Regions from separate parts of the Mus musculus genome. Here region 1 is linked to region 2. A link is a loop called in an ENCODE intact Hi-C map of the cell type or tissue named here. Cell type or tissue: left cerebral cortex. All regions are shown on one strand. Links, peaks and the distances in the headings refer to the core of each region. The heading gives the core; the rest is flanking DNA. Region 1 has its middle 6.5 kb from the start of Olfr1350. Region 2 overlaps Peg3 (paternally expressed 3).

What was found. Peaks named below come from ENCODE experiments on the same cell type or tissue, not always from the same donor. Only the 100,000 strongest peaks of a DNase experiment are listed, where the experiment ranks them.
Region 1: it touches region 2 in a loop (5-fold over the local background); 7 of 42 quality-filtered maps call a loop at or near these places.

Annotation. Positions count from the first base shown.
Region 1 is chr7:6,572,307-6,580,649 of GRCm38, reverse strand. No RefSeq gene overlaps it. Among named protein-coding and RNA genes, the nearest start is that of Olfr1350, 6.5 kb to the right of the region's middle. In left cerebral cortex, for the core only: no CTCF peak of the experiment used is centred there; no DNase peak of the experiment used is centred there.
Region 2 is chr7:6,698,128-6,706,470 of GRCm38, reverse strand. Peg3 (paternally expressed 3) reads left to right here. Exons shown (of 9, transcript NM_008817.2): 9 at 1-511. Among named protein-coding and RNA genes, the nearest start is that of Zim1, 5.9 kb to the right of the region's middle. In left cerebral cortex, for the core only: no CTCF peak of the experiment used is centred there; DNase peaks (open chromatin) are centred at 4,445 and 4,787.

The DNA.
Region 1 (8,343 bases), core at 126-8,125, 130 kb after region 2:
TTGATTAATTTAAAAATGTTATTCTCCACGTCTTGCTTCCAATCCTCATGATCTTCCCCTTGCTGCTCAGTCTGATCTGTGAGCTGTTGTATCCTTTGTTCTAGCATCTCTTCCAGCTCCTGTCTCCCACCTTCATTTTCATCATTCTTTCTTTTATTCTGATCTATAATTTCCTGTGTCTTCAATTCTAGTGCTTCCTCTAGGGCACTTTTCTAAGTCTTAAATTTTTCTTTCTGTTGCTCCTGCTGCTCTATAATTCCCTGTATCTTCTGTTCTAGGCCCTGCTTTTCATAATCTTCTCCTTATGTTGTAATTCTGATATGCAGCAGCTGCCTTATTTTGATTTGCTAGCTTTAGTAAATTATCCTCTAGACATTGCTTCTAAATGTTATCTCTATCTCCTTGCTGTTCAGTCTGATCTATGAATTGTAGAATCCTTTTTTCTAGCGTCTCTTCCAGCTCCTGTCTCCAACCTTTATTTTTCTCTTGACCTATAATCCTGAACCTTTAGTTCTAGTGTTACCTGTAATCTCTTTTCTAAGGCAAGGAATTTTTTTTCTTTTTTATCTAGGGCCCTGTCTTTTGAGAAGACAGAGTAGATCAAAAGAATAAATATTGCAATACCGGTAAATGACGAGGTATCTATTTCCTTTAAATCTATCCCCATGAAACCATTCAGAATACCATCCCTTAAAGCAAAAAGGTATTTATTGTTTCTCATCTTGAAGTATCAAAAATTATGTATCTCTATTTATTATCAATGTATGATGCTTATTACCTGATCCAGAGCCCTTTGTACCTTTGTCTCTCTCTCTGCTGTTGGATTCAGAGTCTGGCTGTTCATGTCCTGTGTAGACGTGGAGGATACAGGGAAGCCAACACAGAAAGGCTCTCTCAGGCATAGATGCCCTGATCAGTTCACTGTGTTTGCCCAGAAACTACCTTGCAGGCAGTTGTGCTCTAGAGTCTCCTGTCCTTCCCTGAGAGTCCTACACAGCACTGTCCAAGTCCAGCTCCAAGCTCGAGTGCTGCCTTAGCTGTCTGCCTGGGCTTGGGGAGAGAGCCTCTCTGCAGTTTTCTGTAGGCCCCTCAGACCCGGTCAGCTTTTAATCGACTCACTGCTGCAGCCCAGTCTTGTATTTGGGGTGAGGGGAGGGGAAGTGATCATTTATCTCAGGTTAGTTGAGTCCCAGTTGATACACTGGGCACCATTTTGTTGTGGTAAATCTCCAACACCCATGCAAGAAAACCGCAACTCAGCTCTGTAGCTATCAACTGCATGACTGTATTGGGCAGATATGCCTCTACACCACTTTCTTCCCCAGCTATGAAGTCCCCTGCTACTTACAGTTCCTCCAGGTCATACGCTTCTACTCCATCTTCCTTCCGACTTCTCTCTCTCTGTCCTCCTCTACTGGCTGTCTTTTCTAACTCCTCCTCCTTCCCTTCTCTTTCTGTATTGCCCAGAAAACCCACTCCTCATTTCTGCCCAGTGATTGACTATTTGTCATCTTTATTAGCCAATCAGATAATTAAGGGATATTCCTCTGCATGTTCCTGTTTAAGGCCACTTGCCCAAGAGCCTGTGAGTTGTGGTACACCCTTTTCTAGGACCTATCCTCAACTAGTGACTTTAATTTGTGACCTCAGGTGTCCCGGAGTCCCCAAGTCCACCTTCAACTTGCCTCCATTTAGGGCCTATCCTGAACCTCAAGGTTTGAGTCTGTGTTCCCCAGGATCTCACTGGGGCCTCCAAGAATCTTAAGGAATTGGAGACACACACTTCTTTCAGAAAAGACCACAGATGCAATACAGATTGAAATTATTCACATGTATCAATTCTTGCAGGGCAGCCATCTCAAAGCCAAATCAGAAACATTCTGGCAAAAGCAGATGGCAGAAAGGTTTTTAAAGGCAATCAGTACATTACTCCATTTCTGCAACACTTACATTGAGGAATTGCCCACCTGCCCTGGCTACATGAGGAACTGTCTCACATCCCCTGCCCTGGCAACAAGCATCTTTACAGAAGCTGGAGCAGGCAGTTAATCATTTCACACGAGTTATACAGTGCTGCAGGTTAGCCTGATGCTATTTGTATTCTGATGTTAATTCTGCTTCCTCAAGAAGGGTTGTCCCCCTGACCCAAAGAGCAATGTTATGTTAGAATCACATCTAGCGTCCCGACAGACCACACCAGGTCAATACAGTATCACGTGAGAAAGGTTTATTGTGCAGGAAGGGGGCAAAAGGGGGTGATTGAGACAAAGGGAGAAAAGAGAGAGAGCAAAGTGGACAGTGATGTAACTGCTCACAGGTAAGGGTGGGAAATGAGCCAGGTGGATGTTGGGAATGTGAGAATGTATGACAATTGCCATGGCAACAGATGCGCAGATCCCTGTTGCCTATGGGTGACGTCAATGTCATCACTGGATTCCGAGGTGACTTGCAACTGTAAGTTGCTGGTTCCTGATACCAACAAGCAGTATATCAGGTGCTCAGGTGATCTCATGTGAACCTTCTTCCCATCTTAACTAGTCCATAAAAGCTAGAGCCTGTGATTGGGCAGTGGAGGGGAAAGGTGGGACTGGAGGTTTGAGAGTCGGGGCAGGTAGAGAGGAAAGGAGGATGAGAGGGGCATGAGAAAGAAAAGAGAAGGAGGAAGGAGCCTAGATGAGCTAGAACCACATGGCCAGAAGAATCCACAAGTAGCAAGGTGTTGAATAAGTATGTTAGATCTGCCCAATCTAGGCATATAGCATATAATTATGGTAACTGGCCTGTGTGGTTTTTATATGGTCTTATTGGGGTGGTAAATTCCAGTATCGATACAGTTTTGAGGAAAGGGGCAAGAATCTAGGATTTTCAGGAATTTAGGTCAGAGGCCAATGGCTGCTAAAGTAGATGCCGGTACAAAATGGAATTTCCTTAGCCATTGTATGCAAGAACAAACATTATTGTTCACTCAGTTTTGCACATTGCAGAACTTCTGTCACCACCACCCTATTGTCACCACTGTTGCCTCTTTTCTAGGTGCATGGCAGGTACATATACACGTGAGGCTACTATGTGGTTATCTGGATATTTGGTTCGTGTTTTTATAATTATAAGTGATACTGGGATGACAATCTTGGTATTTATATCCTGCCCTCCACCCCCAACCCCGTCAATTTAGGATTGCTTTCTTAAGAGAAATTTTGGCAAAATGGAATTGATGGGATCTGAAGATGTAAAATTATTATGAAGTTCTTAATATATATAGACTAATTTTGGAAACATTGATTTGTTCTGTGTGGGGGCTGTTGATACAGAGTGACATGTGTTTATTCCTCCCAGCTGGCATTGTGTAATACAATGGGAAATCTAGTTGTGGAATTTGTCTATCGTTTATTGCGAAGTCTGTAAGAAATCTGGCAGTCTTAGCTAGTTAACAGATTTATTAATGAGTGGTGGATTTATTGATAGTGGTAGATTGCCTTAAGGTAGGGAGGCAGATCTGTGTTCGAGCTGTCAGGCCACAGCTACCTTAGCTATCAATGTAGTCAGAAATCTGGGGAAGAATAAGTTACAATCTAGGAGTCATGTATTAATTAAAATTATAATTAATCATCTATAGTCCAAACAGTTCCCAGGTCCCTGTGGTCTCCATGGCAACTTGGTGGAGTCAGTCTGGCTTTCAAGCCCAGAGATGGAGAGGTTTTTTTTCTCTGTGGAATAGAGTGAAATGAGAAGTGACCCACCTTGACTTTAGGCAATATGAGGCATTTGACTCTCCAGTTTGTCCAGTGTAAAACAAACCTGGGCAGGGCAATGGTGGTGTTTCTCCGTGGTTATCCTACCACAGTCCAGGCAGTCTTTTGTAGCTGTGCCCAAAACCTTCTGAGACCTTGGGATGGAGGGGGTGGTGGTTACTGTCGGGCTTTGGGAGATTCTGCCTATCATGAGCTTAAGTATTGATATCTATTAACAGACCTCTGACAAGTTGGAGAACTGTGTCTACTGGTCATATCTGAGTTAGACAACTTATGTTTGTTAAATTATTTGAGACTGTATATAGTAAATATATCACACTATAATTTAGTGGCAATAGCAAAAATCATTTACCAAGACAGAATAGGAATGAACATCTTAATTGTTAACAATTAAGTAACTTTGACAGGTTGCATAGTATAGAAAAACATATTTTGCATTAGTAGAGAAACTCTTGGATTAGAGTTGGTGTGGACCAGAATGTAAAGAAATAAGAAAGATTATAGTGGTGGCTTGAGACCATGGTGACAGAAAGTGAGTGTGTCCAGGCAGGTTCAGGCCTGTGACACGAACTGGTGGGCGAGCAGGCAGTGGGATGGGCCAGTCGACGGAGCAAGAGACAGGAGCACCTGCATGTGCAATTGAGGCTCGGGCGTGGGAAGCATTCGCAGCCTGAAGAACACAGATCGCAAGGAGCCACAATAGTGGTGGCTAGTGGTGGCGACAGAGTCAAGAGATCAGGGCTGTGCACAAGGAGGCACCAGGCCTGCTGTGGTCATGGGCAAAGCAGGCACCATGGTGGCAGGACCAAGGGAGGGCAGTGTGAGTAAGCAAGTAGGGCAGGACTTCCTCCTAGCAGCCAGACATCCCGACCCAGTGCTTTCAGAGACCTCGGTGGGTGGGGGAGGGAAGCACCTAAAGTAGCGGTCTGTATCCTAGTAACTCCACTCAAGGCTGAGTAAAGAAGGCAAGGGCGGCACTGTGCTGAGGCTGGAGAGGAAAATGTGCCGGCAGCAATCCCATGCAGGGACAGTTTGTGCATGTGGTGGCAGGGGAACGTAGCACAGCATCCTGTCCCAGACAGGGCGCAGGAAGCACAAGAGGGCAGGGCAAAAGTTGCTTTCTCGCAGCTGCAGCAGAGCTCGAGCAGCCACAAGGGGTGGTGGTAGCCTTGGTGGGCAGAATGTGGGAGCAGAGTCCTGGACAGAGAGAGAGAGTGAAAGAGAGAACAGGGGCAGATGTGGCCCTGCATGGGGGGGGGGAATCTTTCTTGTCAGTTCTTCTTGAGGCGGGGGGGGGGGGACACGTCGGTGGAGGGTAAGACTTTGTCTTATGAGAAATTTAGGGTTGCTGTATAATAAAAAGTTACTTATCTAAGCCTAAGTTACTATGCTATTGTAGTTAACCTGCCTTTGTGATCCTCTGAGGCCAGAAACTGCAGTTTCTGGCACTTAGCACCATTTCCTCAAGCCACAAAGGATTAAGTATTAAGCTGTTGTTCTATCCCAGCTGGAACAACTGGGCTCTAACTTTCAGTCTGCTAGTCAGAAGTCACAGGAGGAAGAGAAGTCACTTAGAGAAGTGATTATAGAGTTTATTACTAAGTTGTAAAAAGTTTCCTCTGAAAGCTCTCTAAGGGGAAAAGCAGAAAGATCCTAAGCAGGGAAAGGGAAAAATTCTCTAAGTGGGGAAAAGGAAAAAATTCTAGTCTAAGTGGGGAAAGGCAAAAAATTCTCCTATAGAGCCCATTAATCTCTTTGTCCTCAGTCCTTATACATCTTTCAGAATACATGATCACATGTTACAAAGTTCATCACAAGTTCACACACAAAAAAATCAAATCATAAATTGAAATAGAAGTTTACAACAGAGAATGTTTACATGCGTATCCATTAGGAGTAATTATCTAGCTAAACATCCATCACCTGTCTCAGCTGCACAGGTTCACTGAAGGGTTAAAACCATAAGTAACTAAGTTATTAGTGAAGTTTTGTATAGATAAACCCAGTCAATATTTTGTCTTCTGTCCTAACAGCTATAATAATTCATTAGTTCCCTTTTGACCTTTGGTTAGTTGTGAGTAGGAGAAAGTCTAGTTTCCGTCTTAAGAACAATTAATTGGTGACACTTGGGACACTGGCAGAGTTCTCATCGTAGCTTTGATTATCAAAAAAGAACCTACCTAAAAGCAGTCCCATTAATAAAAGGGCTTAATAATCACAGATATAATTTTAGGAATTCTTATAGGATCATCATTAAGACTTTAGTCATCTATTTGTCTATATAGCATCACTACAAGAGAGTACATCTTTGCGGATCTGCAGAGATCTGCTCCAGAGTGGTGTGCTACTGCTTAGTGACAGAACAGGGAAAGCATATTTATAGCAGGAATCTTTCCTAAAATGAGTCCCTCACAGCCTTGCTTAATGAGGGTTCACCTGTCGCAGATTATACAGTAATCAGAAGCAGGCCACTTCAGGATGAGATCACCTGCTAGTTATTAGCTTGTCCTTCATGCTCCTGACATCTCTTCCCTTCGAATAATATAAATGAAGTGTATATATCTCCCTTTGAGCAGTCCTGATAGCAGATCCTAAGTGCTTGAAGATGACTGAAAGAAGAAACAGAAGGAAAATAACCAATCCTATAATAATTCCCAAATTTATAAGAAAATTCCATAAAGAATTATCTTTAACAAAATTTATGATTGAATTTGAAAAATCTCCTGACACAGATGGGCGCTTGGGAAAGCAACATCTCAGCAGACAGAGTCCCCGGCAAGTGGCAGGGCCAGACCTGTTTTTCACACAGTGAACAGAAATAGAGCCAATGGCAAGAGAATGAGGGAGGGAGAGGGGAGAAGTCTACACTACAGATCACTAGCAAGAGAGTTATTTTAAAATGCCAGTTTAGTGGCCATGTAGAGATATTACTTGCTGCATACTGTGAATTAGACTGGGACATCCCAGTAAGAAGGGACAAGGCGGCAAAGACTGACCCATTGGATGACAGTAGGGTTATTAATTACTCCTACCAGCGTTCTGAGGATACTATTAATAACCAGAGAGACTTCTAGCCAGGCCAGACCAGGTCTTCACGTAGTGGTCTGGGGGCTAAGCTCTGGGCCTGTGCCCTGAGCAACAGAGAACAGTCCACCCAGGCTTGGGATTTCTCAGCAGCAAAAAAGGAACCATCTCAGAGGAGAGAGGAAAATCTCACCCTAGGGAAAATGTCCTAGAATGAGGGTCTGTGAAAAGACTGAATGTTTCTACTCTCAAGGGCAGCACAGGGGCAGCTCGGAGCTGAAGAACTCTCCCCTTGGACCAAGGGAACGTTTACACTGACCAGTGGGGAGAAGACGCTTACCAGGTCTCTGAAGTTTGGGCCAGTGAGCATGTGGTAGCAGGGTCGGGGTGCAAACCTGAACAGTTTCTAAACCCGAATCTTGGCACTAAATGTTGTGTTTCATTAAAAGATAAAGAAGAAATATGTTTGGTGAATGTCTAATCATGTATGGGGGGGGGGCTCCCTCTGCAGGCCCATGCTGAGGCATCCATTCCCACAAGGGACCAGCCACACAATATAGTACATAATAGAGATTATTCAGGGCATTGGGAGGGGAGTTGAAAGGGTAGTAGAGAGAGGTTAGTAGAGCAGAGAAAGGCAGAGACTATGAGAGTAGAGGAATAGAGAAGTAGAGGCTGGCCATGAACATGGAGAGAGAGAGAGAGAGAGAGAGAGAGAGAGAGAGAGAGAGAGAGAGAGAGAGAGAGAGCGAGCAGGAAGGGGAATGGAGATAGAGGGGGGAAGCAGCGAGAGGACAGAGTGGGAGCAAGAAGGCAAGAGCAAGAGAGAGAAGAAGGGGTAAGCAGCCCCTTTTATAGTGAGTCAGACACACCTGGCCATTGCCAGGTAACTGTGGGGCAGACCTTAGACAAAATGCTAGCACATTGTGTTTCCCTACACTTTTCAATCATTTTTCTTTAATATCTTTCCTTTATACCGACTGCTTTCTTTATAGAATAAAGATTAACACCCACTCCCTCCCACACTTATTTTGGTCTCATGTGCTTTCCTCGGCCTGTTTTAGACTTTTTTGAATATTTCTTTCCAGCAAGGCTTCAATTACATCATTTGGTCATTTTCCTTTCTCAAGCCTTCAAAATCTAACCCCCTGTAGACAGAGTGCTTCATTGTGGAGGTTTTTATTTATCAACTCTTGAGTTGAACTTGTTGACCTGTGTGAAAAGGTTCCTCGTCCTTACGGAGCCCTTTGACTCAGAATAACGAAGGACAGATAAGGTCATATTGCATAGTGCGGGATCTGGTTCGGGGCCATTGTCTTGTCTTGTTTGTTTGTTTTCTTAATTTGTCTTACATCAGCATTCTTTGTAATTTTTGTAATTTTGGTTCTTCAATCATTATGCTGCCTATAAGTGTACATGTGATTTTTCTGCTTTTAAAAAGATGTGGTGACCATGATTGTTATTCCACATTGAAATCTAATCAAAATTCTTCTGGTGTGTTGTAATGAATTTATAAGTAAGATAATAAAAATATTTTTAAAACATACTATATTGTTTGTGCTTAAGT
Region 2 (8,343 bases), core at 45-8,044:
CTCTTACATTGTAAATAAGGAAGCAAACTGACAACCTTTCATTAGCTGCTGTGTGCTTCCTGCCTTAAGTGACAAGTGGCAGCGTCGCTTGAGTCACCTGTGTGGTGTTGTATTGTGCTTGCCACAAGTCAGTGTGCTCCCTGGGTGCCCAGGAGCTAGAATCCTTAGATCTTTGTGTCTCCAGACTTAATTCCCCTGTTCTCTATGTGTCTGTCAACCCCAAGTCTATCGCATTTTAAGAAAAGCAAACACACACACACACATACACACACACACACAAAGCTTTCTTTATAGTTAATCCTAGCTTACTTAACATGGACTCAGGTTCCCCAGCAGCCTTAAGTTTTTTTGTTACCATCGTTCTTTCTCATGGAGTCTCCTTAGTATTTCTGAGCTTTCCATTTAGTGTGCCATCTGTCTCCATGTCACCTGATGTCACAAACTGACTTCCCAGCTTGAGATTTTCTGCGTCCGATACACGGACTGCGTGCGCTCCTTTACTTCCCCTCCCCTCATGGCTATAGAAAGACAATTTTTTGGCCTTCAGTTGGCTGGGGAAAAAAAAATTTAAAAATTTAAAAAATTAAAAAAAATAAAGCGGATCTGTAGCCGAAAGATCGCAAGATAAGTACAGATCATCTGAGAACGTGAACAGAGTTTACCTGCTGGAGAAAGCGGTCTGACTCTCAGACTTCTAGATCTGTAGATCCGGGGCTCATGAGGGAGTGTGCCAGAGCCTCAGTGAATGCCAAAGTCTTCAGAGGTTGGAGACCTAAAGGCAAGAAATAGAAATGAGTGAGCCAAAGAAGGGAGTTCCAAGATGACAGCAGATCTAGGAAGGAGACCAGACAGACTAAAGAAGATACCAGCAGCAGGGATTGGAAGGTCAGGGTGGTAAAAACAAATTAGAAAGAAGTGTCCTGGAGAGTTGGAAGAAAGGCCTTTTGGATGGCTTCGTGTAGGTGAAGACCAGCTGCATAGAGAGAGCCCCAGGTTGGAACTGACATCCAGAGAAACAGAGGGGCAATGATTCACTGGTGAGGCTCCCTTGAAATGGAAGTCAGTGTCATAGCCATCTGGGTAAATGTGGGGACTCGGTATCAGTGACAGACAGTGTCACCCCCACTAGACCCTTTTCAGAAAGTGACTCATCAAGAAGTCTGAGTTGAGTGTCCATTCTAACTGTAACCAAGTGAGTAGATCAGGAACAATTAAAGTGCCAGACTATGGAAGAGTAATTTAATCAAAGTGCCCTGGATTCTTATGCAGTTGTTCAATAGTGATAACCACAGAGAGTTGTGAAGTAGATATTCTCCAAGTATGAGATGGAGAAAGCAGGACACAAAATCATATTTGTACTACACTTATAACTGTTTTAAAATGTACGCTTATAGTCAAAAGCTATTGTGTTGTTGTAGGCTTATAGTCAAGCATTATTTTCTTAAATTTCTAGAATGTTCTTTATGGTAGTGTTATTCAAAAGTTAAGAATCATATTTCCATTGTGAGCATAATTGGAACTCTTTATGAAACACTTGGAAAATAACAGAGAAGTGGAGAAAGATAACCCATGTCCCCACCATCCAAAGATAGATATACTCTTTAATACCTTGTTTATTCTTGTTGCTGTGCACAGACTTATATATTACAACTGTGTCAAAATGTGTATTCAAGATAGCTGTTCTAGTATTTCCTGTGTAATTACGGTAAAATACTTTGAAGTTTCCCTATGTTCCTTGTAATAGTCGCCTGATAATAAAGTTTAGTATGTAATATCACCACCATAAGCATACTATGTACCCAGTGAAAATTGGAAAATAAGTAAAATTGAACAGAAAACTTTGCCCACACTCCCCATACCCAACAACTGTTAAGATCTTCATCTGTGTCCTTCATTTCATGTCATTGCACAAATTTGTGATTAAAACAGTGTTAAATAGATTTGCATAATGCCTAAAACAAACAGAAATGTGGGAAACAATTAAAAATAGTGTTTTTTTGGGGGGGGGGTTCATGGTTAAATGTTTTGTTTAAGATTTCTTGAATAATCTTCAGTGTTTGGGTAACAAACTTTACGTATGTACTCTGCATCACAAATATAAGGCATACTCAAAGAAAACTGGGAAACTGAAGTGAAGTCGAGAAAAACTGTATTTCCAACAAACTTCTGGTAACGCCTGGATCTGTGCCCCACTGGTGTGATTGTGAGGTTTTCCATGACAAGTGCGTAGTGTCAACAGCAGGAAGAAATGTGGAAAGGTGTGGAATGGCAGGGCAGTTGTGGCGGAATTACAGTGAGCTGTATTTTCTCAGTTTCTTTGAGGGTTCTTTGTCATAGTGTTCTAGCAGGCTGCCCGTATTGCTTATATATGCAGTACGTGACCATTCTAGTAGCCTTGAAGATGTGCAAATGTAGAAGAGAAACTCACCCATATTGTCATTACCCAAAGACTGTGTTAACATCTCCATTTGTTTTCTTTGTCTTGTTTCTGTGCACAGGCTTTTGGTTTGTTAATATGGCTGTAGTTGGTCTATCTTGTAATAGTGTCATCAATAAAAATAAAGTTAAAAATAAGATAATTCTCAGTCTCTTCCTTTGTCCTGTTTATGTGTTTGGGGTTGGTAACTTTGCAGGGACTTGTCACTGTTGATAAAATTATACATCCAAAATGTTAGTGGCCCCTTAGCCATACAAATTTTTGATCTTCAAATCATATTCTTAATTAAAAAAATAAGCCTTTGTGTGTATGTACACGTGTGAATGGATATTTGTGTGTGAGTACAGACATAGACTCTCATGTCCCAGTGTGTGTGTGAAGGTCAAATAACAGCCTCAGGTGTCAGCCCCACCTTCCCATCATTCGAGAGAAGGCCCTTTTCAGTTCACTATGTACCCCCCAGGATAGATGTCTTGCAAGTTAAGATTTCTATAAGAGTGTTAAGATTACAGAAGCATGCAACAGCTGCAGGCTTTATGTGGGCTCTGAGATATAAACTCAGATTTTAATGACCCTGTTATAAGTGCTTTGCCCATGAAGCCATTTCTTCACTTTGCATTATTATTATTATTATTATTATTATTATTATTATTATTATTATTATTATTATTAAAGATTGTATACTCCATCAATCATTTTTCAGTGATCTGTGGATTCTACCTGAATCCTAGCTTTAACTGCTCCTTTTAGACTAAATCATACTTAATCCTACTAAATCATAACTACCTAGTAGCGGTTTTAGATTTTATTATAATCACAAATATATTTTGGTTAGTTTATAGGATATTATTAATTAGAAATATGAGGTTCCATAAAATGAGGGTTCATGAATCCTTACCATGAGGATAATAATATTAGGGCTTAGCATCACAATGAGGCATTTATTCCAGACTTCTGCAGAAGATTAAAAGTATTTATTATATTTTAACCCAGATTCACCACTGGGAACATAACAGTTCATCTGGTTATCATAACTAATGTATGAGAGGTAATTTGTGTGTGTGTGTGTATGTGTGTGTGTGTGTATAAGTATGTATTCACACACTGGAGCCATGCTAGCACACAATCCAAAATGGTTGGATTATATAGAGAAGGGCAGCTAGGGAAAGGGCAGTCCAGTAGGGGCTGGGGAAGTTTAGGGTAGGGGGCAGGGTACAACAGCCAGGAGGGTTCCTCTTACTTCCCCAACCAGTAGCCAAGTGCTGGGATTACAAGTGTGTGCCACCACACCTGGATTTTTATGTGAGTTCTGAGTATTAAACCCATGTCCTCATGTTTGAATGGCAAGTATTAAACCAATAGGGCTACCCCTCCCCCACCTTTTGAGAAGTAATTATTAAGCATTCTTGTAGCTTCATAATTGAATGGGAAAGAAAGAAGAAATATAAAGGGAAGGAACATGGAACATGACCGGTCCTGGATTTCAGCACCAAATTAAGAGAGAGAGAGAAATTCATGTCTGCTCCTAGGTAATGGTGGAAGAGAAAGTTTATTATAGATATGTGGGAGAGCATAGAAAGAGGCAAGGACATTTGGGAGAGTCCAGAGTGGATATGACCTTGGGACGTGGGGGGAGAGTGGCAGAGGAAGAGAGAGGGAGAAAGGAACACCAAGAGTACCAACCAGGAGGGAGGGGGTGGAGGGGAGAAAACAAAAAGAATCAGGTAAGCAAAATGGTTGGATTATATAGGGAAGGGTGGCTGGGGGAAGGGCATCCAAGACCCTGGGCTGGAGAAGTTTAGGGTCGGGGGAATGGGGTATGCCCGTCAGGAGGGCCCTGTAACTGGTAGGGACTAAGGGATGCTGAGAGAACCTGGCAGCATCCACTTTAATATGCTAAATAAGCACCTCTGCCATTTGTCCCAGGGTTTGAAACCTAACAATAATGACCACACATTTTAAGCTCAGTACCTAACTAGATCCCTGCTGGTGACCTCAGTGGAAATGCGACATGAATCCATGGCTGCTTCATCTCTGATCCCATAACTATCAAAAGTGATGGCCAAGTCACTCCACTTTTTCTGCTCAACCACCAGAGTGCACATTGCTCTACAGAGAGAAGAGTACAAATGTCTCTGAATTCCAGTCACTCTGCAGAGTTCTGAATGTTCTCATAGTTCTAAAACTTTGTTCACATTAAAATGAAGTCTCATTGAATTGTGGTTGCCTCATTCGTACCAATCTTGGTTGCTGTGAAGAGACACCATGCCCTTGGCAACTCTTATGAAAGAAAGCATTTAATTAGGGCTTGCTTACAGTTTCAGAAGATTAGTCCATTATCGTCATGACAGGGAGCTCGGTGGCACGTGGCAGACACGATGCTGGAGAAATAGCTGAGAGTTCTACATCTTAACCCACAAGCCGCAGGAAGAGGGAGACACTGGGCCTGGCATGGGCTTTTGAAACCTCAAAGTCTAAACCCAAGTGACACACCTCCTCCAATGAGGACACACCTACTCCAACAAGGCAACGCCTCCTATTCTTTCTCATGTAGTGTCACTCCTCAATGACTAGGCATTCAACTATATAAGCCTGTAGGGACCATTCTAATTCAAGATATCACAGCATCTGGTCAGACCTTGATTACTCATCCTATAACAAGGGATTTCAGCATGGGTCAAGTCAAGAGATCCATTCTTTTTCAAGATTTTTCTAAAGAGTATCCTGATGAAAAGTAATAGAGAACAGAAATGAAATGGTTGTCCATTGAGAACGCATGATCAATACTTGTACTCCTAAGGAGTTCTTTCTTCCCCTACCAACACCTTATTTGAAGGGGTAATTATTCCCTACCACCATATTTATTGCATGAGATCTGATGTCTTTCTAGCATCAGCTGATGTGTGCTCATGGGTTCCCAATGTCCAGTCATTATCAAAAGACACTAGTAGTTAATTAGGTAAGTGTCTTAGGGTTCTATTGCTGTGAAAAGACACCATGACCAAGGCCACTCTTTTTTTTTTTTAATTAATCATCCCATTCGTTTACATTTCAAGTGATATTCCACTTCCCAATTATCCCTCCACAAACCCCCCATCCCACATCTGCCCTCTTCTCCCTCCCCTTTGCCTCTATGAGGGTGCTCCCCCACTGACCTACCCTCTCCTGCTCCACTGCTCCAGCATTCCCCTACACTGGGGCATCAAACCTCCACAGGACCAAGGACCTCCCCTCCCAATGATGTCAGGCAAGGCCATTCTCTGCTACATATATATCTGGATCCATAGATCCCTCCCCTCACACTCCTTGGTTGGTGGTCTAGTCTCTGAGAGCACTGGGTGGTCTGGCCAGTCTATGTTGTTCTTTCTGGGGTTGCAATCTCCCTCTGCGCCTCCAGTCCTTCCACCAGCTTCCCCACCGTGGTCCCTGAGCTCCAAGCATCCTCATCTGCATTGGTCAGTTGCTGGGCAGACCTCCCAAAGAACAGCCACACCAGGTTTCTGTCAGCAAGTATCTCTTGGTAACAGCAACAAAGTCTGGGTTTGGTGTCTGCAGACAGGATGAGTCCCCAGGTGGGGCAGTCCCCGGATGGCCCTTCCTTCCTTCAGTCTCTGCTCCATTGTTTTCTCCCTTTGGACAGGAACATTTCTGGGTTAAATACTTTGAGATGGGTGGGTGGCCCCATCCCTCGACCCAGGGCCATGCCTATCTACTGGAGGTGGTCTCTACAGGTTCTATTTCCCCTTCAATGCAAATTTCTGCTAATGGGAGTCTCTCATTTCCCTGGCGTCTGGAACCCTCCAGTGGCTATCCCCATTTCCTCATCCCCCACTGCTACATATTTTTATTCAATTTCCTGACCCTCTGTACCTCTTTCCTGTCTCCTCCAGTACCTGATACTGCCTCTCCCCCCACCCACATTTATTTCAACCAAGGCAACTCTTATAAAGGAGAAAATTTAATTGTGGCTGGCTTATAGGTGTAGTCCGTTATCATCATGGTGGGAAGCATAGAAGCATGCAGGCAGAGAAGGAGAAGGAGCTGGGAGTTCTACATCTTGATCCAAAGGCAGGCAGGAGGAGGGTCTCATTCCACATTGGACAGAGTTTGAGCATAGGAGTCTTCAAAGTCCACTTACACAGTGAACCAGTTCCTCCAAAAGGCCACACCCATTCCAAAACGGCCACACCTCCTAACAGTGCCACTTCCTGAGTCAAGCATATTCAAACCACCACCGTAAGTGATCATATAGATAAGGGCTGGAGATATTAAAGGGATAAGGCCACAGGGCCTGAGGAAGCTTGCTTCCTAGTGCCTTAATTTTCACTAGAGTCTGGCTGAAAGACCTGCCCTGCCCTTCCATTGCCATAATGAAATGCCAGAGACAATTAACTTATGAACAAACAAGATTGCTGCCAAAGATCAAGTGCTTCCATCGCTTAAAGATGCTGGCAAGGGTGGCCAAGAATGGGAGTGTGATTGCCGAGTAAACCCCTCTGTTTGCAAACTAGGAAGCAAAAGTGTGACTAAGAAACTAAAGTCCCACAATTCTCCTCAAGAGCCTACTCTAGTGATGTAAGAACTAGGAATTAGGCCTCCTTCTTAAAGATTCTGTCACTTATCAACAGAGCCAGGCAGGGGACCACACCTTCAACACACAGGCCCCCGAGACTCTCATCCCAAACCACATGAATAATCCACTAGTTGGCCAAGAAAAACAAGCTTCCCAAGAATTACTGAATGTTGAATGTAAACTAACACTAATTCAAGTGTGGGGATGTTGTAAAGTGGAGAACAATTACAATATGTTACCAGGAACGGCAAGCAAACCAGTTTCCGACCCAGAAAAGCAAGAAAGAAGCCAAGATTGGTACTCTGCCCACCTCCAGTCAGACATCTGGTGTCACAGTGGTTGGTCACAATAAAGTCACTTTTACTACAGAGAGGGCAATGTTGCAGCCTCAATGGAGCAGAGACTTCTACAACATTCTTCCTCCCCCTCAACATATGCCAGCCTCATACTAATAATCATGAGCTTACCGCAGACCTTCACATTTCATGTAGGGGTTAACTATAGTTGTGATAATAAGGGGTGATTCACAGCCATCTAACTCCAGTTCCAGGTGATTCAACGCCATCTTCTAGCCTCCGCAGGTTCCTGTACACGTGGTATATACACATATACTCAGGCACACATACACATATACATTAAAACAAAAGAACCTTAAGCCATAGATCTACCTAGCTGGACATGGTAGTATACACCTTTCATTTCAGCACTCAAGAGGCAGATGCATCTCTGGATTTGAGACCAGCCTGGACTACATAGAGAAACTGTCTCAAAACAAACAACAAAACTTTTCAACGGCACACAAGTGCTTCTTGTTCATACCACTGGGATATGTTCAAGGTTGGCTAGGTGACACTACTTACATTTGACCAGCCAGGTGAACCGAGCCTGCTCTTATGTCTGGTGCTAACTGGTGGTGACCTAACCTAGGTTCTGGGTACAGCATTTCAGTCTTAGTTCCCCTTTCTGTTGATGTGATCAGTTACTCTGACCAAAGGAACTTAAAGGAGAAAGAGTTTATTTTATCTCAGAATTCAAGTATGTGGGAGCATCATAGGAGCATGGGGGTGGGAATCCAAAGCAGCAGGAGCCTGAAGCAGCTGGCCATATCACTGCCATGACGATGAGGATACAGAGAGTGCTGAATGCATGCAGTCCACTCTCTCCCTGACCTGAGAATGGTTCCACCCACAGTTATGATGGGTCTTACCTCCGATAACATAATCAAGATAATCACCCCACCCAGACAGGCTGCCCATCTTCCCAGTGATTCTAGATATTGCCAAGTTGACAACACTAACCATCTGAATGAGGGTGAGAGATTACTTTCTGTTTG